Regions from separate parts of the Homo sapiens genome. Here all the other regions are linked to region 5. A link is a contact called in ENCODE Hi-C or POLR2A ChIA-PET data. All regions are on one chromosome and are shown on one strand. The core of a region is the stretch at or near the end of the contact, and the rest is flanking DNA. Distances in the headings are between cores, read along the strand shown. Region 1 holds the start of SART1 (spliceosome associated factor 1, recruiter of U4/U6.U5 tri-snRNP). Region 2 holds the start of ZFPL1 (zinc finger protein like 1). Region 3 holds the start of FOSL1 (FOS like 1, AP-1 transcription factor subunit). Region 4 holds the start of BANF1 (barrier to autointegration nuclear assembly factor 1). Region 5 holds the start of ZNRD2 (zinc ribbon domain containing 2).

Region 1 (4,759 bases), core at 2,022-4,521, 390 kb before region 5:
AGGGGGCCAGAAGGGGTCAGGACAGGAAGGAACAATCCTTCACCTCCCTGCTCCCACTTCGTCCCCACACTCCTGGCCAACCCATGCAGCACAACAGGACCCTCTGTGGCTTCCAAAGCCCCTCAAATCGTGCTTTAAAGAAAAACAAGAAACCCACCCCCGCACAGCGCAGTCTGCAGCAAGTGTGCACATCTTCCAGTCCATCTAACAACTCACAGCCAGAGTGAGTATGCGACGGCCACAGCTCCAACTCAGAGAGCAGGCGGAGCCCCAGATCCCCATTATACCAGCAAGGAGGGACCTCATGCCTTCCGGCAAATATGCATGTGTAAGACCACTAAACAGTGCTGAACCTGCCCTCTAACCCCACCTTCTTCAAAGACCCCTTCAGATGGCCTCTTTCCCCCAAACCCTATCCTCAGCCCCATACTCACCCTTCTTGATGGCATTAACCTCCAAGGGTTTCAGCCCCAACTTTGCCCGGAGTTTGCTGACAACAAGAGATACAAGTGTTAGGGGCTATTAAAGACACAGGGTGCCATGTGCATTTCCAGACAGACAAGAGGAGAAACAGGGTGGGAGTGAGTGGTCCCAAACACAAAGTCTGCCCCAGGCAGCCTAGGACACTGGGAAGGGCCCTGGCCTCCAAAGCAGGAAACATGGGCACCAGCCTGGTCTGCGTCTAACCAGTGAATGCCACTTTACTCTTAGGTTTTAGTTTTCTCTTCTATAAGTCAACTGTTGGCTAAGATGATTTAAACAATCTTTCCAACTCTGATTAGCACACTTTCATGTGAGAAAGCCTCCCCCGTGCTGGCCCCAGAGCCACCTCTCTTAGAAAAACAAAGTAGAAACAAGGGAGACAGTACTCACTTAGTCTCCTCGATGCTGAGTGAGGAGGCATCGCCTGAGCTAGTTTTGGAGCTGGCAGCTGGAACAAGAAGAAGCATGGCTCAGGAGCTGAACACAGGGCCAAGAAGCCAGCATCGTTGGCTCCAGCTGCAGGAACAAAAATGAGGGCCCCTCACCAGCACCTGGGCCTGCTGAAACACCAGAAAACAGCAGCTTCTTCCACCCAAGCTCCCCAGCAGCTCCTCTGCCCGAGTCCAGTCTCAGAGCCCTGCCTCTTCTGTGCACCTTCCTTTCCTGACCCAAGACATCCAAACTGCTGTAGTCACCACTCTGCCCTCTACTTTTTTCTTTCATTTTTAACAGACAAGGTCTGGGCCGGGTATGGTGGGTCATGCCTGTAATCCCAGCACTTTGGGAGGCCGAGGCAGATGGATCACGAGGTCAGAAGTTCAAGACCAGCCTGGCCAAGATGGTGAAACCCCGTCTCTACTAAAAATATAAAAATTAGCCAGGCACGGTGGTGCGCACCTGTAATCCCAGATACTCGGGAGGCTGAGGTAGGAGAATTGCTTGAACCCAGGAGGCAGAGCTTGCAGTGAGCTGAGATCGTGCCACTGCACTCTAGCCTGGGCAATGGAGCAAGACTTTGTCTCAAAAAAACAAAACAAAACAAAAAAAAAACTCTTCCTTTCCTGCATTCCCATCCTGCATCCTACCTTCTCCTTTATCTTAAAGGCTTCTCTCTCCACCTGGGCCATGGATCCCAACCTCTCCAGGCTCCCCAAGGTCACCAGCCTCCTCGTTTCTAAATCTAGTGGGTTCTTTTCGGTTCTGGTTTTGCTTGATCTCCTGTGGTATGTGGGACTGCTGATCGCTCCCTCCTTCTAACAATACTCTCTTCCCAAAGTTCCCATGACACAAAGGTTTTCCTGCCTTTTTGGTTACTCTGTCTCCTTTTTTTGGTAACATCTTTCTCTGCCTACTACTAACATAAGGGCATTTCTCAGGTTCTAGTCCTGACCCCCTCTTCTCATGTCACAGTCTTTCAGGGGCTTCACTGGCCACCCAGATACTGACTCCCAATGGCTTTATCCAGTCCAAACTCTGGATTTCCCCATTACCATCAACCTTGACAACCCCAAAAGTGAACTATCTCCCCCCACCCCCGCTCCAAATCTGCTTCTCTTCCCTACTCCTCAATTTCAGTAGAAATGACACCCACTACCTATCTGGCTGCTCAAGCCAAAATTCAAGGAGTCATCCTCCATTCCTTCTTCCCACCCTCATACAAGTGCTGAGTTCTGTTCATTCCTCCTCCAAAACACCTCTCCAACCTGTCCACTTCTCTCAATCCCACTGCTGCTGCCTTGGTGCAGGCCACCATCAGCCCTCCCCTGGCCTATAGCCCTCCTGGTTTCCTGGTCTCCAGTCCTGACTACCTTTGACTAAATTCTCAATCCAGTGATGTTTACAAAATACGGATCTGAGCAACTCACTCCTCAACTCACATCCATGGCTCCCTACTATCCTCAAGACAATCTACAGTTCTTAACAGAGACTACAGTACAGGGTCCTTTGTGTTCACATCCCTGTCTATCTTACTCCCTCATTTCTCTACCATGCGCCCTACACGATTCGTCCAATACCAGGTTTTTCTTGCCTCTGTATATGCTGACACTACTTCATTCACTCATTCAACATATTTATTGAGAATCTGATTGTACCAGACAACTGAGGAAAACAGAAGCCCTCTGTCCTCAAGCAGCTGAGTGGAGAAAGTCAACCTCTAATCCTAAACAACCGTAGAAAGACTTTTTTCTTTTTGAGACAGAGTCTCGCTTTGTTGCCCAGGCTGGAGTACACTGGCGGGACCGCAGCTCACTGCAGCCTCTAACTCCTGGGCTCAAGGGATCCCGTAGAAAGACTATTTAATAGAGCTGGTAAACAGCTTGGGGGTTTCCTGGCCTGAAGAGCTTCGCTGACACTGCGCGCACACCCAGACCCACGCGTTCCGGGACCCCCGCCCGACCCGCCCCCTGCGCAGGCCCCGCCTCCTCACCGGCCTCGTAGCCGTCATCGCGCTTCTCCCGCTTCACGCGCCGCTCGGAGGGCTCTGCCTGGCTGCGCTCCCGCCCGTGCGTGCTGCTCCGGGCCTCAGCTTCGGCCCCGCGCCGCCCGCTCCCGCGCTCGCCCCCACGTTCCCGGCTCCGCTTCCGTCGTTCGCCACCGCTACCGCCACTGCCGCCACTCCGGTGCTTGTGTTTTTTGTGTTCCCGGTGCCGCGGCGGCTGCTCGGTGGCACCCCCGGTGCCGGCCGCCGCCGTCGTCCCGGCCGCCTCCTTCTCTCCGCGATGCTTCTTGGACGACCCCATAGTGGCACGTCCACTCCGAGCCCGGCTGCCGCCGAGCCCAGACAACGCAAAATGGGAATACTTCCGGGTCGCTCGGCAGCCGCTGTCGTGTTGCCGGAAACTAAGAGCGGCTGCTTCCGTCGCTCGCCTTGGAGCCTGCCCCAGAGGCTCATGGGAAGGCCGGGATCAGCGCTCGACTGCACATTCGCGCCGTCTCGGGTCGGGTGGGTTCTTTGAGCGAGTGGTCCCATTGCGCATGCGCTCCTCAAGGGAAGCGGAATTAACCCGGAGGTGGGATCCCAGAACTGGAAGGACTTAGAGCCCATTAAGTCAGTGTCTTCGTGGCTTTAAGTTCCTCCCCGGCCTCCCTGCGCTTGCACTTCACCGGCAACGGGGTGTTCACTACCTCACGGTCTTTCCGTAGACACCTCCCTCCTACAATGGGCGCTCGCTTAGTGGACTCCTAGGGTCGTGGCTCCAACGGGTGTTGTTTTCCCGAGATCTCCAATTCCACAGCCCAGCTTCAGACCCGCTATAACCAGTATCGTCAGGGAACGCTTCCTTCCCACGTTCCCTGTTTTGTTTTGTTTTGTTTTTTCCCTTGAGATAGGATCTCACTCTGTTGCTCAGGCTGGAGTGCAGTGGCGTGATCACAGCGCACTGCAGCCTCGACCTCCTGGGCTCAAGTGATCCTCCCACCTCAGCCTTCCCAGTAGCTGGGACTACGAGAGTACGCTACCACGCCCCTTTAATTTTTGTATTTTTTTGTAGATGGTTGGTGGGGAGCGGGGGTAGGGGGTGGGGTCACTATGTTGGCCAGGCTGGTCTCGAACTCCTGAGCTCAGGCTATACACCCGCCTTGGCCTCCCAAAGTGCTGAGATTACAGGCATGCGCCACTGCGCCTGGCCCTGGATTGGATTTTTAAAACCTGGCCCCGTGAACTGTTAAGATTGTTTAGGAGCTCCACATGGGCGTCAGTGTATCCCTGGAACCCCTGAAATTGAATGCAAAATGTGGCACATCTGTGTGTATGAGTTTTTTTCTTGAGGAGACCAGCCCTAACTTAAAACTATTGGGACTTAAAACCCCAGTGCAGGCCGGGCGCGGTGGCTCACGCCTGTAATCCCAGCACTTTGGGAGGCCAAGGCAGGCGAATCACGAGGTCAAGAGATCGAGACCATCCTGGCCTACATGGTAAAACCCCGTCTCTACTAAAAATACAAAAATTAGCTGGGTGTGGTGGCGCACACCTGTAGTCCCAGCTACTCAGGAGGCTGAGGCAGGAGAATCGCTTGAACCTGGGAGGCAGAGGTTGCAGTGAGTTGAGATCACACCATTGCACTCCGGCCTGGTGACAGAGCGAGACTCTGTCTTAAAAAAAAAAAAAAAAAGCGCAGTGCACACAATCCCAATCTCTCCTGAAACCCCTCCCCTCACCCAGTGGTTGCTCAGTCTGTGGCTCCCTGTGTGGCACAACTCAGCATGTGTTAGGCTATGTTGTATGCGCCCCTTTAAGGATCCACCCCCTCTCCCACTCACTGGGCGTCCTCAGAGG
Region 2 (4,411 bases), core at 981-3,480, 490 kb after region 5:
GCAGCACGTTCATTGAGGCAGGCCCAGTGAAAGAGATCTTAGGGCCCATGAGACAGGGGAGAAGAGACATGAGGAAGAAGACACTTAGGGCTCCTAGCCTAGCAATAGTCCCCAGACCATTGCAGGACATATGGACACATGTGTGTGTGCCAGAGCCTTCTCCTCCCCGTCCTGTTCCCTAAAATGTCAGTCTTCTTGGCTACCACCATCTAAGTCCAGGCAGGTGCTACCAAGCTGTCCAGCTCACAGGGGTAAGTTTGGGTAGGAAGAAAACGCCACCTCCCCTTTCAGTCCTTTCAATGAGTCCTCTCTGGGCCTGCACTCATCATATTCTTTGGGCTAATGGCTAATAATGAACAGTTTCAGAAAAGGTTCCTCGATACACACACAGGCACACATATACATGTACACATCCCTGGGCACAAATGTACATGTCCTTATAAGCACATAATCAAACACAAGTGGCATTCCCTATATCTACACTATGGGTACAGGAGCCCTCACACATACACATCTATACACTCACAGGTTTGCTAACAGGCACCCTCAACCATGCATTCTCTTGCACTCCCACAACACACCTGTGTTCATATGTTCACATACATACATTTACCCATTCATTCACCCCAAGTACAGATCAACACACTAACACTCATTTAAACACACAATGTACATTAAGTGCCTGCAAGTACACACATGCACTCACAAGGAGAAACACATATGGAGCTGACTCTTGCATGAGCTCCTTCAAAAACTGGAGCTAAGGCTCTTACCCCAGATTCAGGTCAAAGTCATGACACATATGTCTGCTGACTTCTTTTAGCTAACTTTAATGTGGGAAACTCACTTCCTCTCTGTTTAGCCTTGGAATCAGTGGTGGATCCTGAATATCTGAAAGCAACATGCCGGTCTGGCTAGCTAATAGTCACGGCCACCAGCATACCCGTAAGCTTGACTGGTTCTCGCTGAAACCTCCAGATTGGCAGGGCTTAATTTTTAGGAAAGAGGAACTAGGAGCTTTAATTTTTAGGAAAGACAGTGAGGCCTAGAAAGGAAGAATAACTTGCCTGAACTTACACAGCAGGTAAGGAACTTTAACAGGACTAGAATCTGGGCTCTGAGACTCGGGGGACTCACTGTCCTGCTGCTTGAGGAGGGCCTGGAAACCAGTCACCAAGCTGGCCCCTGAGGCTGGCCTGATCCCCCCGAGGTGCCAAGGCCTCACCATAGCAGACAAGGCGGGTCGTCTCTCGGCTGGCCAGGGGTATGTTGCACAGGCGGCAATTGGGGTTGTAGTCGCTATCTTGGAGCCATTGCAGGTAGGACTGGACGATGCACTGGAGTGGGAGAGAGATGTCACAACTGGTGCTGGGGCTGCTCGGCCTATCACCCCAAGGTCCGACTGTCTCTTTTTCTCTAGCCACAGAGGAGACTCATCCTTTCGTTTGTTTAATCAATAAATATTTATTGAGCACATACTGTGCACCAGACTCTCTCTTGGGAACGGGGGATATATCAGTGAACAAAATAAATCAAGTCCTTGCCCTTGTGGGGCTTACATTCTAGCGCGGGGCCCCTCATGGATTTGGAGGAAGCCAATACCGCCTTGCCCACCCAGTGCCCTGCTCAGTCGCTCCCCTGAAGGCCCCACCTTGGCGTGATTGGCTACCAGGCAGTGCTCGCAGACGTTGACCCGATGTTCGAAGCAGAACAGGTTGGTCACCTTTCTCTTGGGGCACTTACAAAGCCCCATGATCGATCCTGGGAAAGGGGCATGAGTTGGTAGGAAGTCAGGTTCTGGTGGCCACCACTACGCTCTCACCAGCCCAGTTTCCACTCTTAACTCCCCCAGACACCTCTCATATTCGCCCCGATCTCAGATTCCTGCCCACTGTCCCTCCTTATGCGGAGAAACACCCCCTGCATAAATCCCGCCTCCGGCGACCCCTCAATCCTTCTGGATCCCGCCCCCGGCCAGGCCCCTCCATCAGAGGCTCCCCGATACTACCGGCCCCGCCCCCAAGACCTCTCCTGAGCCCCACCCCCTCCAAGTCCCGCCCCTTCTCTACAGACCCCAGTCTCTGTGTTTACTGATCGGCCGCTGCACTGGTTCCGAAGGGCGGTAGCGATGGCTCGAGGCGCGGAAGGGCAGGGACCACTCTCCCCAGGGCTCCTGCGCCTCTCCCTTCAGCCCCGGCCGCCCCGATTATCCCTCCGCTGCCACGTCTCTTCCGGGTGCGGCGCGCGCTGATGACGCCATCGCGCCCCTGGGCCACGCCTCCGCTGCCGCTAGAGGTGAAGACGGGTGGAAAAGACTCGGGGTTCCGAGGGCCGCAGACCGCTAGCCCTACGTCACTTCCGCTTCCTTTCCCGCAGGGCGGGTAATTCGAACGTTTTTTGCAGCGAGTGGCCTTCCCGGTTGGCGCGCGCCCGGGGCGGCGGCGCTGGAGGAGCTCGAGACGGAGCCTAAGTTATGTCTGGGAGGCGAACGCGGTCCGGAGGAGCCGCTCAGCGCTCCGGTGAGCGGAGGGCGCGCGGGAGACGTGAGGTCGAGCCGTTTGGGGGACGCAGTCCGGTGAAAGATGGCCTCTTCCCTCCCGCTGCCGCCGCCGGAGGAGGCGCCCTTAAAAGGGCTTGTTTGGGAATCTTCTCGCTGTCTCTAGAACCTGTTCTCTGGACTCTAAGGTCTAGAGTCCTCCTCTACCACTTAACTTTTTTCTCTTTCCAGGGCCAAGGGCCCCATCTCCTACTAAGCCTCTGCGGAGGTCCCAGCGGAAATCAGGCTCTGAACTCCCGAGCATCCTCCCTGAAATCTGGCCGAAGGTGAGCCCCAGATTTCTCACTTCCTCCCCTTGTGGCCCCTCACCTAATGTTGAGCTCACGTTCATCCCTCTTCTCCAGACACCCAGTGCGGCTGCAGTCAGAAAGCCCATCGTCTTAAAGAGGATCGTGGCCCATGCTGTAGAGGTAAAGGCTAAGGAGAGTGTTGTGGGTGGTTAGGCGGGCAAAACTGGGGACCAGCTATGTGATCAATTGGTATTGTCCCCCGCAGGTCCCAGCTGTCCAATCACCTCGCAGGAGCCCTAGGGTGAGTTCACTTTCATCTACTTAATTAAGTAGAATCTGGGTCACTCTAGAGCTGGACAGCACACATTGGCTCCTCACATCTGCCCAGGGAGCTGTTTTGCAGTACTGCAAAAACAGTTTGCCTGTGGGCACCTGCATGCATTGCCAGTCTTGATTACTCCCTGAAGACTTAATACACTTAACTTTTTATGCCTTGTGTATTTCTACCATTTTCCTGGAACTTCCTTTAAAAGCTGAGCTATGTCTTAACTCCACGTACTGCCTTTCTAATCCATTATGCCTTCAGCTTTCATGTATGGGTGTTCTGAGATAAGTCATGTGTATGACATTTTTACAGTTTTAGCAGAAGTTATTATCAAAGGATGTTTCATTAATAGACAATCTGAAGACATACTGACTGAGAAATGTGAACTCCTTTGAAGAGCTGATAGGGCTTAGAGTCAACTGGGGAGAAAGACCAATGACAAGTGATAGCAACGTTGTGTACTGGGACTGCAATAAGGAATACTAGATGCTATGATGGTAGCTAACCCAGACCATGTGGCTCAGGGAATGTTTCGTGGAAGAAGAAACATTTGAACTGAGTCTTTAAAGACAAGTAGAGGCCGGGTGCAGTGGCTCACGCTTGTGATCCTAGCATTTTGGGAGGCTGAGGCGGGCAGATCACTTGTGGTCAAGAGTTTAAGACCAGCCTGGCCAACGTGGTGAAACCCTGTGTCTACTAAAAATACAAAATTAGCCAGGCATGGTGGCACGTGCCTATAGTCCCAGCTACTCAGGAGGCTGAGGCAGGAGAATCGCTTAAACCCAGGAGGCGGAGGTTGCAGTGGGCCGAGATCACGCCCCTGCACTCCAGCCTGGGTGACAAAGCGAGACTCCATCTCAAAAAAAAAAAAAAAAAAAAAGACAAGTAGGTTTGTTCCAGGTCAAAGAAGCCATGTTTGCAGAGATTGGGAATTTAAAGAAAAATCAAGGTTCGGGGAATAGCAATTTGTTTAGTGTCTGCAGCAGACCTCAGCAGGGGAGGAAGCACCCTAAGGCAGAGCAGATCCTGATGAGGCACAAAAGCCACACTCATGGCTTGGGCATCATTCTTGGGTCTGTGGGCAGCCTTTGGAGAGTTCTGGGTAAGGTAGTGACCGAGTCAAGTTTGAGTGTTTTAAGAAAGACCCCTCTGGGGGCTGTGGGGAGAATGGTTTTGAGAAGGGCTACCCTGGGGCTCCAAGACCAGTGGAATGACGTGAAGTCCAGGAATTCTGAAGCATGAAGCCAAGGGCGTGAGCTAAAGCCAGGATGATATACAGTACTGGGTTCAGAGGGAATT
Region 3 (4,296 bases), core at 778-3,277, 330 kb before region 5:
AAACACTCTCCTCTCCTTTCTCTCTCTCTTTCTCTCTCTCTCTCTCTCTCTCTCACACACACACACACACACACACACAGAGATGATGATGACAAGAGGGTGACAAGCATTGGGTCGCTCAAAGGCAAAGGAGAGGCACCAGGCTGGTAACCACTTTCTGAGTGCATAACACTTTATAGCTTACAAAGCATTTTCACATCTGTGATCTCACTTGATCCCACAACAGCTCTGTGAGATCAGCAGGGAGGCCCAGTTGAAGGAAGGTGACCTGCCCAGTGTCACACAGACAGAAAATGGTAGCTCTGGGACTAGAACCCCAGGGGCAATCTGGACTTCCTGGCTCTAAGTCCTGAGTGCACCCACAGGCTTCTGGCCTGTGTTCCCAAGGAAAGTAGCCCAGAGGGCAAAGCTAGAGCTGATGAAATGGAAGGACCGATGGAGAAGCAGGAGAGCCCAGCCCTCTCTTGATCTATTTACTTTGAGTCTTGCTCTGTCCCCCAGGCTGGACTGCAGTGGCGCAGTCACAGCTCACCGCAGCCTCAACCTCCCTGGCTTAAGCCATCCTCCCGCCTCAGCCTCCAGAACAGCTGGGACCACAAGGCAGGCGTACCACCATGTCCAGAAAATTTTATAATTTTTTGTAGAGATGGGGTCTCAAATGGTTCTTTCTGCCTTGGCCTTCCAAAGTGCTAGGATTACAAGCATGAGCCACCACACCTGGCCCCAGCCCTCTTTCTGTAGTCGTGTGACAACTGACAGCTCAGTACTCCATCTGGGCCTCAGTTTCCTCATCTATGATGGAAGTAATCAGAGAGAAGCTTTGGGATGGTGCCCAGCACTAACATTCTGGATGTGCGACAAGGTGTCTGTGAAGGTGTAAGGGCTTTGAAAATCTTGGCTGAGCCTGGGCTTGGAGTGCCCACGGCTGTGACTTGGCAACCTGTGCCAGCTACTCACTTAGCGACTTCAAGCAATTCATTTCAGCATCTCCCAGCCTCAGTTTCCCCATCTGTAAAACAGAGATGAGGATGATACCTGCCTCACATTCACTCACCTTTGACATACTCTCCAAACAAGTCTGGTGGCCACAAGCCTCCGAAAGGCACTGACCGTAATGAAGATGGCGTTTATCAGACCTCAGGACACCTGTAGTGGCCCTGAATTAAAACTCGTTATAGCTCCTGAAATTATCCTGAGTAATACTATTATATTGCATTTTATGTGGGGTTAGTTCAAAGCATTACCTTATCGCAAACATTTAAAATATACCACCCAGCCTGGGCAATACGGCGAGACCCAATCCCTACAAAAAACACAAAAATTACCTGGGTGTGGTGACGCGCGCCTGTAGTCCCACTTACTTGGAGGGGGCGCTGAGGCAGGAGAATCCCTTTAGCTCAGGAAGTTGAGCCTGCAGTGCGCCGAGATCGAGCCACTGCACTCCAGCCTGGGTGACAGAGACCCGGTCTCAAAAATATAAAGTAAAATAAAATATGCCACCATTTTTGTAACCCTGGTTTGTCATTTATTCACTTTTCATATACTCGAAGCCTTAAAACAAGGCCAGTGGAAAGACCTCACTCCACGAAGCTTTGGGTGGCGGTTGGCGTGGCTCCTAGAGATGTGATTCTTTCGTGCTATTTTGTGGGAGCAGAAACGGAGGTTAGCCCAGGCCTCGAGAGGGCTGGGGCGGGGCGCGGGCTCTGGCAGGTGCGTCAGTCCGCAGGGGAACCCGGGGCTCCACCTGGGCGCGGCGAGGAAGTTACACCATGTATGGGCAGCTACGTCAGGGGGGCGGGCCCGCAGCCTCCGGGGAACGCCGAGCCGGGCCCATCCCGGTGAAAAGGCTGCAGCCGGACTTGGGGAGGCGTCGCCAAGTTCGGGACCGACGGGCCAAGGCGGCGCGTCTCGGGGGTGGAGCCTGGAGGTGACCGCGCCGCTGCAACGCCCCCACCCCCCGCGGTCGCAGTGGTTCAGCCCGAGAACTTTTCATTCATAAAAAGAAAAGACTCCGCACGGCGCGGGTGAGTCAGAACCCAGCAGCCGTGTACCCCGCAGAGCCGCCAGCCCCGGGCATGTTCCGAGACTTCGGGGAACCCGGCCCGAGCTCCGGGAACGGCGGCGGGTACGGCGGCCCCGCGCAGCCCCCGGCCGCAGCGCAGGCAGCCCAGCAGGTGAGTGGGGCCCGACGCCGGTGGTCCCACGGGAGGACCGCGCGTGGGAGGCCGGGGTCAACTCCCGCACGCTCCGGGACTGGAGCGGGGAACCGGAGTCGGGGCCGGGCTGGGGGCTGGGGCGAGGATCCTGCCCCTCGCCGTCCGGGGCCAGTTGCCCCCACCGCGCAGCGGGCAGCAGAGACCCGCGAACTCCCCTTCTCCCAGCCGCCCCCTTCTCCCTCGCCGTCCGCGTCCGTCCCTCCGTCTCCGTGCCCGCTTTCTCTCCTCCTGCCCACCTCTGACTTCTGCGTCCACCCTGCTTCAGAAGGGGCGTGGGCGCCTAGGGTGGTCGCCTCGAAGGCTAGGAGGGTCTCTCCGCTTCGGGCTGAATTCCTGGGATCTGGAGTCTGGGCTGGGGTGAGGGTCCCCACACGGGAGGGAGGCGGGATCCGTCGGGAGAGCAGCTGGGCCAGGGTGGGAGTCCCGGCCCGGTCTGCGACCCTCCGCGTGTCCGTCCGTCTGTCTGTCCTTCGCCCCTCCGTCGCCAAGTCCCTATCGTTTCTCGGCCTGGGGAGTCCAGGGGGGTCCGGGCAGTGGAACCTGCCAGGTCCCCGGAGACCGGCCCTCGATCCCTTTGCCGAATGCGGCGAATAGAGACCTCGAGGTTCCGGGACGTGCGCGGGGTCAGGCTGCGGGCGACTCTCGCGACCCCACTCTCAGCCCCTAACGGCGCCCGCTGCCCGCCGGGGGGCACCCGGGAGGCTGCAGGTGCCCATTTCCTGTCGAGGGGCTGCGAGCACGTGTCGACAGGGGAGGGAAGGAGGGGCGTCCGTTCCGCCGAGTCACGGCGGCCGAGTCACGGCGGCTGAGTCACCCGGGGCGTCCCTCCCTTCCTGGCCTGGAGCGGCCCGGGCCCGGGAGTGGGAGATGCCGCCGGCGGTGCCTCGGACCCGGAACTGGGGTCACTGGGACGCCGGGCCCGCAGCGCTTGGGCTCGGGCTACCGCTGTCGGGACTTGCCTGGGCTTGTGGGCGCTTCCCGGACGATTGGGCGCCCACACCCAGGGCCCAGCGGCAGAGCTAGAACCCACTTCTCCCAGAACACTGAGCCCCATCCCAACCCACTCCTCAGATAGCTGGCTGATAGAATGGGAACAGGGACGTTGTGCTGGGCGCTTGCTACATCATTTACCATATTTCACGGAATCGAAGACCTCATCGATTGAAAAAAAAACCCACTATAACTTTATGCCACTAATTTTCTTTCCTTCTCTTTCTTTTCTTTTTTTTTTTTTTTCTGAGACAGGGTCTCCCTCTGTTGCCCAGACTATAGAGCAGTGGTGCAATCACAGCTCACTGCAGCCTCAGCCTCCTGGGCTCAAGCAATCCTACTGAGATCCTAGCTGGGAAGCGACCTGGCCACAGGCACGCACCACCACACCCAACTAATTTTTTAATTTTTTTGTAGAAATGAAGTCTCACTGTGTTGCCCGGTGTGACCTCAAACTCCTGAGCTCAAGTGATCCTTCTACCTCAGCCTCCCAAAGTGCTGGGTATGAGCCACCATGCCTAGTCCACTAAAATTTTTTAAATTGCCAATTAAACTATGATTTCAGAGCTATTAAAGGGTACTTCTTAACATCAGTGAAATCCTGTAATCCTCACCTGTAACAATATTAAAAATGAGGAAACTGAGGCACATGGAGGTTAAATAACTTGCCCATGGTCACACAGCCAGTAAGTAGCTGAGAGCTGAGATTAGAATTGGGACAGCCTGCCATGCCAGGTGGCTAAAGCCTGTCATCTCAACACTTTGGGAGGCTGAGGTGGGTGGACTGCTTCAGCTCAGGAATTTGAGACCACCCTGGGCAACCTAGTGAGACCCTGTCTCTACAAAAAAATTTAAAAAAAATTAGCCAGGCCGTGCGCGGTGCCTCATGCCTATAATCCCAGCACTGTGGGAGGCCAAGGCGGGTGGATCACCAGAGGTCAGGAGTTCAAGACCAGCCTGGCCAACATAGTGAAACCCTGTCTCTACTAAAAATACAAAAATTAGCCGGGCACAGTTGTGGGCGCCTGTAGTCCCAGCTACTCGGGAGGCTGAGGCAGGAGAATTGCTTGAATCCAGGAGGTGGAGGTTG
Region 4 (4,218 bases), core at 1,578-4,077, 430 kb before region 5:
TCCCAAGTTCGATTCTCCTGCCTTAGTCTCCTGAGTAGCTGGGATTATAGGCGTGCACCACCACACCCGGCTAATTTTTGTATTTTTGGTAGAGATGGGGTCTCACCATGTTGGCCAGGCTGGTCTTGAACTCCTGACCTCAGGTGATCCACCCACCTCGGCCTCTGAAAGTGCTGGGATTACAAACGTGAGCCATTGCGCCCAGCCAGTCCGCTTTTTTCTTGATTGCAATTCTGTATGTGCTATGGAAATAGTCCTTTGTTGTTTATACTGCTGCAAATATCCTTTCCCTACAACCACCTCATTTTCCAAGTGGAGAAACTGAGGCTCAGAGAGGCTAAGCCACATGACCAAGGAACACATGGCCGGGTCCCTGGGTTTCCAAGCTAGTTTGAGTTCCAGTCTGGCTACTTCCCAGGAGCAAGTCCATGGGCAAATTAGCCTCTCTGAGCCTCAAATTTCCTCACCTGTAAAGGAGAAAATATTTATTACTGTGAAAGAAAAAAATGTTTGCAAAGATTTTAGCTTCAAGCCTGGTTCATACTAAGTGTTCAAGAAATAATAGGGCTGGCCGGGTATGGTGGCTCACACCTATAGTCACAGCGCTTTGGGAGGCTTAAGGATCGCTTAAGGCCAGCATGGGCAACAGAGCAGGGCCCTGTCCCTATTAAGTTAAAAAGTAAACAAAAAGAACAGGACTAAAATGTACTGAGGTGTACTCCCCTCACATCCTTCCAGCTGTGATGCCTGTGCTCCTTCTCCTCCCTAAGAGATCATGGAAGATGGCAAGCACCCTGCCCACCCTTACAGAGGCCGGGAGAGCAGATGATGACTGGCAGGTGAACTCTCACCCACATCCGGCCCACCCTGTCTGGTACCTCTGACTCCCACTGACTTTTCCACCAGGTGCTGCCTAGCCCAGCTGTTGACTTAACTGACATCTGGAGCACAGTCCATCTGGCTCCCAGGAAAAGATCCACCCACACCCTCTCCCACATCACTCGGGGATTGAGACAAAAGTCACCTGCCTGAGGCCTACATGGCTAGGGTGGCTGCCCTCTGGGAGTGGAAGGGAAGCTGCCAGTTTCGGTCTCTACTGATAAGGAGTGAGGGAAACATGGTCAGTCCCTGAAGGAGAGGCAACTCCCAGCCCACTTGCTTTTCAGTGCACAAAGCCCAGTCATGAAAGCCACTGACTTTATTGATCTAAAAAACTTTACAAGGACAGTGACTGTTCTGCCAAAAAAGGAGCCAAATGGTATCAAACGGATTGAAAGTGAGGGTGGGGGTGAGGGATGGGGCCGGGAATCCATTCAGGAAAGCTGGTAACTGTCACCAGGGAACTGGCAAGGGAAAAAGGACGGGGGAGGCATGCAAGAGCGAGAATCCAAAAAAAAGTTGAAATGGTTAGGGGAGAAAACTCCCAAAAGACCCCGGAGTACGTCGGAGGTGAGTACGACAATAGCAATCTTTTCCTTCGTAGAGGACAGGGGAGGAGTCCCTACTCGGCTGCAAACTCTGGATGAGGGCTGGGGATTGAGAGCTTCCCAGAGAGCATCACAAGAAGGCGTCGCACCACTCTCGAAGGCATCCGAAGCAGTCCCGGGACTGCTTGGCGTTGGCGCCACAAGTGTCTTTCAGCCATTCCCGGAAGAGGTCTTCATCTTTCTTTAGCACCAGAAACTGGCCAAGGACAACATAGGCCTGCAAAACAGGGAAAAGGAAGGAGCGTGCTGCTCAGTGCTCAGTGAGAGATAAGAGCAAGACAGCCATTCCTGTGCCATTCAGAGCACACAAGCCCAGGAAGCAGCGCGGGTTTTGCCCCCCTCTCCTCTCCACCAGGTGCCCAGGCTCTGGCAGCCTCTTCAGATTATACCTTACTGTCCATCCCCCAGCAGATGGAATCACTTCCCTTCCACCCCCCGCTTGCACTAGGTACACGCAGCCACCCCACACCTTGTCAAAACCCCTTTCCTCCAGCTTCTTGCCCAGGACTTCACCAATCCCAGCCAGGCTCCCCACTGGCTTCTCCCCCATGGGCTCTGCCACGAAGTCTCGGTGCTTTTGGGAGGTTGTCATCTTGATCAGGCTTAATCTAGGAATCCCAAAAAAAAGGCAGATTAGGGCTGAAGACCTGGAACTTCTAAGGGCCCACGAGCAATCTCATAGTAAGAGGAAGCCAAGCCAGGGGTTACAGTGGCTTGCTCGATCCCCCTCATCCTGAAAGGAGAAAACAGTTCCAGGGAGACTCTTCCCTACTATTTTTAAGAGGAGTTTCTTCCTGCAGGACCTGGATTTTGATCTTGCCCCAGAGGAAAAACGATCCTGCCTAACAGGTGGCGCAAGCGGGGCAGTGGAAAGATGCCCAGAGTCCGTAGCCAGGGCTGCGCGGAAGCTATCACTCCCTCTGTGACCTTGGCTGAACCAAGACGACACTGCCTGCCTGGAACGGCCACTTGGCGTGGAAAGCTAACCAAAGGGTCTCTCTACCTACAGGGCGAAGCGCACACCTAGCGCTGCGCACACCCGCTCCCCGCCCGCGGGGTTCACGCCGCGCCCCAGCTCCGCCCCCACCGCGCGCCGCTGCGGCCCGCCCCTTCCCGCGGCCCGGCTCCCACGCGCTGCACCCCGCCCCCTCCCCGCAGCGCGGCCAAGCTCTCCCCCAGGGCCCGCCACAGCGCCTGCGACCCCTCTCCTCCCCTTCTCCCCGCAACCCCTCTGGCCTCCAATCAGGGCCCTGCTCCGCGGCTGGCGCTCACCCGCAACTTCAGTTCCCGTAACGGTTCCTCCCGCCACCCGGCCGCTCCTGCGGATACCTCAAGCCACTAGAACTTTCTTCCACTTCCGCTTCCGGGTCGCTTCAAGAGCCGCCTTTAAAAAAGAAACATTCCACGTTGGGCACTTCTAGCCAGTTAGAGCTATAGAGTTGAGGCGCCCCGGACCTCGACGGCGTCCTTAGTAGGCGCTCCTTTCCGGTCCTTCGCGGGAAGCCCTGCCTTCTAAGGTCTCGCTTCTCGCGCAGTTCTGAGGGAGATAGGCCTCCAGGGAGAGGACTTCCTTTCTCTGCTGCCCGGACCCGGAACTCAAGGACTTAGGCTTGACGGACCTGGCGTGGGGAAGAGTTAGAAGACGGACAAGGGAGGGGACGGGAGGCCTCCGAGACAGCGCCGGAAGTACGGTTTTCGGAGGGATCAGACTCAGACTCACGTCGCACTCCTCGCAGTTGGACTGGTGGGAACTGGGAACACTGGAGACCTGATTTCTAACTGACGCTACCGTCGCGGCCGCCGGCAAGTTCCTTTACTGTGTTTTCTTGGTTCAGCCTTGAAGTGAGTCGTGGACGATCCTCTCTCAGCGTCCAGCCTAGACGGCGGTGTTGCTCCGGCAGCGTTCCTGGGAGCCGAGGGCCAGAGACTAAGTGTGGGTGTTTCTCTGAGGGTCTTTTCTCCGGGATAGACAGGGAGGAGGAAGGAGGACAGCAACTAGAGACGACAGTGTTTCTTTCGGAAACCATCAGTCTTAAGGGTACTGGCCTTCGTCTTCTAAGTACGCAAGTCAGAAATATGCAAATGTCGCAGACAAGCCTGCTCACCTCAACCTTTAATTAACTAGTTCCTGGCTTGAACCATCACGGTGGCCACCTAGTTTGTCTCCGGCTGTAGTGTGTTGCCAGACTGAACTTCTCTGTTGTGTGACTATGCTAGACTTGGGGTGTACAAGCGTGTTGAGAAAGATACGGTTTATTTCAAACTCCTTCCAGAGAGGTTGCCAGGATGACTTCTCTGGAGCATGCGTATAGTTTTATATTACACTAGTACTTAAGATTATAGGAGTTACTTTTTTTTTTTTTTTTTTTTTGAGACGGAGTCTTGCTCTGTCGCCCAGGCTGGAGTGCAGTGGCGCGATCTCGGCTCACTGCAAGCTCCGCCTCCCGGGTTCACGCCATTCTCCTGCCTCAGCCTCCCGGGTAGCTGGGACTACAGGCGCTCGTCATCACGCCCGGCTAATTTTTTGTATTTTTGTAGAGAGAGGGTTTCACCGTATTAGCCAGGATGGTCTCGATCTCCTGACATCGTGATCCGCCCACCTCGGCCTCCCAAAGTGCTGGGATTACAGGCGTGAGCCACCGCGCCCGGCCGGAGTTACTTTTACATGACATGCATTGTATTGTCCCATTCTGTTGTAGCAGGACGAGTCGCAGACAGAACTCCTCAGACA
Region 5 (4,444 bases), core at 1,583-4,082:
CCCGCCCCCTGGAATAGTGGGCCCCAGCCCATCTTCCCCGCACCTTCCTAAACGAAGTTTTTGTGGACATCAGGCACCACCTGCAAGCTATGCAACTTTAGTCATGACCCTCACCCAAAAAATGGGGTTATCCATTTAGCCGGATGAAATGAAGTAACGTCAGCAAAACATTTGAAAATATATGGTAACTACTGCCATAATTGGTAACTATCACTAATTATTGTTACCATAACCCTTGCAACCCAACTGGTGCCTGCAAGTCCTCTGAGACCCAGGCCGCCTGTCCCAGTCCCCTGCGTTCCTCCGCGTCAGCCCCCCGCCCAGCTGGCCCGGCGCCCACCCACTCACCATCTCCTTGCGCAGCGCGGCCAGCGCTGAGTCGAGGTTGACAGGACGACGCGGGCCGGCTGCGGGTCCCGCGTTGGCGGCGCCGGCGGCGTGGCGGGGCCCGTCCGGGGCGCGGGCGGCGCGGCTCAGCTCGTCGTGGATGCGGCTGCGCTGGCTGTAGACGCGCTCCAGCTCCCGCCACGAGCCCCCGCTCGCATTAAGGAGGCCGCTGAGGCCGCGCGGCAGCGGTGGGAGCCCGGCCAAAGCGCAGCCCGCCCCGCCCGGCGCCTCTGCCGAGGGCAGCCCGTTCATGGCCGGGGCCGGCGCGGACGGCGATGCCACCTCCTTCCCTCCAACGCTCCGCCCGGGCCGCCGCCCGCAGGCCCCGCACCCCGCGGCCCCGCCGGAGCCCAGCCGCCGCCCGCAGGCCTCGCTTTGTTCCTTCCCCAGCTCCTCAGACTCCGCCTCTGCCCCACCCCCTCTGGATGGGCCGGGCCTCTCTTAAAAAGGCAACGGTTGTGGGACCACGTCGCGCAAAGCTGAGAAAAGGCAACGGGACATCCACTCACTCAAGGGGAGATGGAAAAATGCGGCGGAGGGGGGAAAAGGCTGAAGGGGGCAGGCGTGGTTTCTTCACGGTTCTTTTTGCTACCCCGTCTCCCCGCCGCGCCCCGCCCCGCCCCCACACCCAAGGAAAATGATCTAACAGTGGAGTCAGGAGACTGGCAAGTCCACACTTGGTGCCTAACGTGCCACCTGACGCTGGGGTCACCACAAACTCCTGTCGGTGTCTGAGTACCTGGGGTGGGCATGAGATGGGATAGGCTGATAGGGTCAGGATGCTCAGGGGAAGGAGGGGAATCTATCAAGGGGATCGGAACACAAAACCTCACTTCCAGGTGGGGAATGGACACCAGATGGCGGAAGAGGCTGCAGAGGTGCTGCCAGAGACAAGGCTAGGGTCCACCCCTCTGGCTGCTACCTTTGAAAAGGCTATGGCTTCTTCCTTAGAAAAGGGGCATCACATAGTCCTCTACCTACTCCCTCATCCTGACTGGGGAAACTGAGAAGAAACAAGCTCAACTCATCTCAGGGCGTCAAGGAGAGCAGAGTGGAGAGGTGAAGAGGCCAAAAGCTGGAAAAAGGTGAGTGGAGCTGGGGCTGGCATGCACACTTGGAACCAGGAAAAAAACAAACCACACAGAGGAACAGCTGTTTTTCTAGAGGGTTTTTCTCAGGGGCTTCTCTTAGTGCTGTAGCTGCTGCAGGCTGCGCAGGGCCTCCGCACATGCGCGGATAAGGCCACACAGCTGGATGCTAGTCTCCAGGGAGGTGCTAGAGCCCAGTTCAGCAGAGGCCCAGGTCAGCTTCTGCAAGAGGGCTGTCTGTGTGCAGGCCATGACATCTGTATTTGGAGGCACAGCAGGAGCAGGTGGCCCCTGGGCTGCCTTGAGTCCTGCTGCAGCTCCCTCACAGTGCTCCGGACGAGGTACTGGGGGCTGGGGCGCAGGTCGAGAGCCCAGGGGGAGCTCTGAGGCTGAGGCCAGCTGGTGCTCCCGAGCTTGGGAGAGGGCAGCCTGGGCATTCAGAGCTAAAAAGAGGAGAAAGTGGGTGGAATGGTCAGGATGCCTGGCCCACCTCAGCCCTGAGCCATCTCCTTTTCTGCTCTGCTCTTTCTGTGCTTGAGGTGTTTTCCCTGTCCCTCTATAAGGCAACTCATCCACTTTCTACTTTGTATCACATTTATGCCCTAGCTTCAATTCTCCATCAGTACTGGGCCTGGTTGAGCTCAGACTCTCGCGCAGTGGCTGGCACACAGGAGGTGCTTGGTGCTCTTATTGAGTTAAGGGTCCTCTTTAGAGCCTAAAGGAGAAATAATTTTACTTCTACCCCACCCAGAGACTCCACTGTCACCTCTCAGCCCTACTGTTCTCGGGCCTCTATCACCACTTAACCACGCTTCCCCCCTAAGCATATCCGGCCCCTCTCCCGGATTATTTTTTACTCTTACCGGGATTATCTTTATCCACGTCTGAGTCGAGTTCCTGACAAGCCACGCAGTAGATTTTCCGCTGTTTGTCTTGGAGGAGGATCGTCTACGGACCAAAAAGCACACGGGGCCGGAATGAGACGCCGGCAATGGGGTCCAGAGGGGAGGGCCGGGGAAGGGCTGAGTGGCCTGGCCCGCGGACCCATCCCCGGTCACTCGCCCGAGTCTCGCCTCACCCCGCAGTCCGCACACGTCTCGCCCAGCATGCGGTAACCGCGCAGCAGATAGTCGCCCATGAGCCGGGAGATGCGATCTTGCCGCTCCCGTCGCGCCTGCAGCACCTTCGTCTCCGCCTCAGTCGGGGGCTCCCAGGAGAAGTCGTCGACTTCTGGGGAAGAGAGGCATAGGGACTGGGGGTCTTGCCGGAGTGGGCTGCCTCCCGTACCTCACAGCCACAAACCCCTGCCGCCCAGGTCCTCACCAGCTCCGTTCAGGGCCATGTTGCCGTTGTCACCGCCGGGCTCACAGGAAGTGACGTCAAAGCGGAGCGCCCTCCGCTGCGGCTCCGCCCGTTCCATAGCTGCCGCGGATCAGGGCGGACGTGACGCCTTAGCGTGGTCCTCAGACCTCGCTGTGCCCGGGGTGGGGCGTGTCGGCTGCTACCGAGAACCTGCTCGGGGGACGCGTCCGTCAACCGGAATCCAGGGGACAGAAGCTTCCGACGCGCGAGGCCTCGGGAGGAGCGTCTCCTTGGTAACTCTCCTCCGGTCGCAAGACCTGGAAGTGGCCTCAGGGGGTCGCCCTTCCTGTCCGTCGTGGATGAAGGGGACCACTTGGCTTCAGAAATCCCCGCTGGCCTCCGCCTCCCCTGGGGTTTCCCTTTCGGCGCAGGCGGGGCAGCGGCGTCATCACAACCATCGCCACCCCAGTAATCACAGCGAGCGGCCCTTTGCGCACGCGTGGAGCCTTCTCAGGCCTCAGTACTTCTCACTTCGCCCGGCAAGGCTGGCCAGGAGGGGTGCATTCTCCCTTTCCGCGTATTTCAAGACCACTCCCCTTCTGCATGCTCGGTGTCCCAGTCTGTCTCCTCGCTGCCTCCCGAGGCCTGGAACTGAAGCAAAGTTCGCCCCGAAGCCGACCGTTCTTTGAAGTTGAAATCCTCAAAAAGCCTGCAGACTGAATAGCGCTGTACTGGGCACGCGCATTGCGCTTCCAGCCGCCCTTGGGTGCTGCGTGCTGGGCCGGGTCGGGTTGGGGCCTTCCTACATACTCTTGCGACCATTAGGCTCTTCTTGGGTGAGTTGCAAGTTAAAATTACCAGGGCTCTCTGAACATGGACCTTGGTGCTTTTTTTCTCTCTCCCTCTTCCGTGTTCTTTTTCAAACGCATCTTCTCCCTTATTAGATTCAGAGAAGCCAGACAGGGCAGGCAGGGGTCCTCAGATGTGCAGTCTGCAGGGCCTGAGGTTGTACACCAGGGCAGTGGAAAAGCAGCTAGGACTTGGACTTTCACAGTTACATCGACATTCTCCTCTTCCGGATGGCACATGCCCCCTCAATCTGACCTGAAGTCCCTTCCTCCTGGCCCCCTCTTCCTTCCACGTAGAACCCCTGGAACTGTCATTCTTGCTGCCTCCTGCTTACGTGGAGAGCCCTGTGTCCCTTTCACATCTCCATCTACCAGTCAGGCTCTTGGGCAGCAGCGTACCTGACTTAGGGCCTGTACCACAAGTCGTTTCTATCAGGCTGAATAGAGCCACCGTTTTTTGTGTGTTTGTTTGGTTTGGTTTGTATTTTTTGTAGAGATGGGGTTTCGTCATGTTGCCCAGGCTGGTCTCCAACTCCTGGACTCAAGTGATCCTCACACCTCAGCCTCCCAAAGTGCTGGGATTACAGCGAAGAGCCACAGCACCTAGCCTGAGGCTGACTAGAGGAACTGTCTCTGAACCATCTCTTGGACTCCAGCCTGTATGCACAGACCCCCAGGTTATTACCGTCTCCAGCTCCCAGCCCTACCCTGAATTCCTCAGTGCGCCGACTATGTCACCATCATGGCCAATATCCACTCAACTGTCTATTCTGCCTCGCACCTACAAAGAGCCTTACATGAGTCCTCTCACTTAATCTC

What was found. A loop is a pair of places that touch in the nucleus more often than their neighbours do. ChIA-PET counts read pairs that join two places held with the same protein, here RNA polymerase II (POLR2A). Pooled maps may share reads with other maps.
Region 1: a pooled map shows a loop between it and region 5 (13-fold over the local background). The contact joins the promoter of SART1 here to the promoter of ZNRD2 in region 5. A Hi-C loop is called at or near these places in 11 of 50 pooled maps. POLR2A ChIA-PET finds 5 or more read pairs at or near these places in 2 of 52 experiments (AG04449 and OCI-LY7).
Region 2: a loop to region 5 is called in a map with no recorded cell type, with 17 times the contacts of the local background. The contact joins the promoter of ZFPL1 here to the promoter of ZNRD2 in region 5. A Hi-C loop is called at or near these places in 3 of 37 single-sample maps with no recorded cell type and 12 of 50 pooled maps.
Region 3: a pooled map shows a loop between it and region 5 (4-fold over the local background). The contact joins the promoter of FOSL1 here to the promoter of ZNRD2 in region 5. A Hi-C loop is called at or near these places in 2 of 168 maps with a recorded cell type or tissue (heart right ventricle and naive thymus-derived CD4-positive, alpha-beta T cell), 7 of 37 single-sample maps with no recorded cell type and 17 of 50 pooled maps. POLR2A ChIA-PET finds 5 or more read pairs at or near these places in 15 of 52 experiments (A549, AG04449, BJ and 11 more).
Region 4: a map of B cell shows a loop between it and region 5 (7-fold over the local background). The contact joins the promoter of BANF1 here to the promoter of ZNRD2 in region 5. A Hi-C loop is called at or near these places in 3 of 168 maps with a recorded cell type or tissue (B cell, CD4-positive, alpha-beta memory T cell and PC-9), 15 of 37 single-sample maps with no recorded cell type and 15 of 50 pooled maps. POLR2A ChIA-PET finds 5 or more read pairs at or near these places in 2 of 52 experiments (Caco-2 and naive thymus-derived CD4-positive, alpha-beta T cell).

What each region holds. Positions count from the first base shown.
Region 1 is chr11:65,960,246-65,965,004 of GRCh38, reverse strand. SART1 (spliceosome associated factor 1, recruiter of U4/U6.U5 tri-snRNP) reads right to left here and starts at 3,271. Exons shown (of 20, transcript NM_005146.5): 1 at 2,912-3,271; 2 at 874-931; 3 at 435-490. The coding sequence starts at 3,224. RefSeq lists an enhancer at 2,626-3,413.
Region 2 is chr11:65,082,041-65,086,451 of GRCh38, reverse strand. ZFPL1 (zinc finger protein like 1) reads right to left here and starts at 2,230. Exons shown (of 8, transcript NM_006782.4): 1 at 2,074-2,230; 2 at 1,652-1,761; 3 at 1,226-1,337; 4 at 1-37. The coding sequence starts at 1,753. It overlaps CDCA5 (cell division cycle associated 5), which reads left to right and starts at 2,412. Exons shown (of 6, transcript NM_080668.4): 1 at 2,412-2,519; 2 at 2,729-2,823; 3 at 2,902-2,967; 4 at 3,053-3,088. The coding sequence starts at 2,474. RefSeq lists enhancers at 927-1,511, 2,101-2,370, 2,451-2,680.
Region 3 is chr11:65,898,119-65,902,414 of GRCh38, reverse strand. FOSL1 (FOS like 1, AP-1 transcription factor subunit) reads left to right here and starts at 2,027. Exons shown (of 4, transcript NM_005438.5): 1 at 2,027-2,174. The coding sequence starts at 2,076. RefSeq lists silencers at 1,636-2,235, 2,844-2,963, 2,929-3,156.
Region 4 is chr11:66,001,112-66,005,329 of GRCh38, reverse strand. BANF1 (barrier to autointegration nuclear assembly factor 1) reads right to left here and starts at 2,827. Exons shown (of 3, transcript NM_003860.4): 1 at 2,760-2,827; 2 at 1,957-2,095; 3 at 1,181-1,704. The coding sequence starts at 2,079. The coding sequence ends at 1,558. It overlaps EIF1AD (eukaryotic translation initiation factor 1A domain containing), which reads left to right and starts at 3,173. Exons shown (of 6, transcript NM_001242481.2): 1 at 3,173-3,420. RefSeq lists enhancers at 1,292-2,098, 3,106-3,475 and a silencer at 2,466-2,805.
Region 5 is chr11:65,568,865-65,573,308 of GRCh38, reverse strand. It overlaps ZNRD2 (zinc ribbon domain containing 2), which reads right to left and starts at 2,832. Exons shown (of 4, transcript NM_006396.3): 1 at 2,799-2,832; 2 at 2,554-2,705; 3 at 2,339-2,423; 4 at 1,421-1,918. The coding sequence starts at 2,817. The coding sequence ends at 1,575. It overlaps ZNRD2-DT (ZNRD2 divergent transcript), which reads left to right and starts at 2,896. Exons shown (of 1, transcript NR_038923.1): 1 at 2,896-4,089. FAM89B (family with sequence similarity 89 member B) reads right to left here and starts at 771. Exons shown (of 2, transcript NM_001098785.2): 1 at 349-771. The coding sequence starts at 639. RefSeq lists a silencer at 451-900 and enhancers at 2,515-2,744, 2,755-3,474.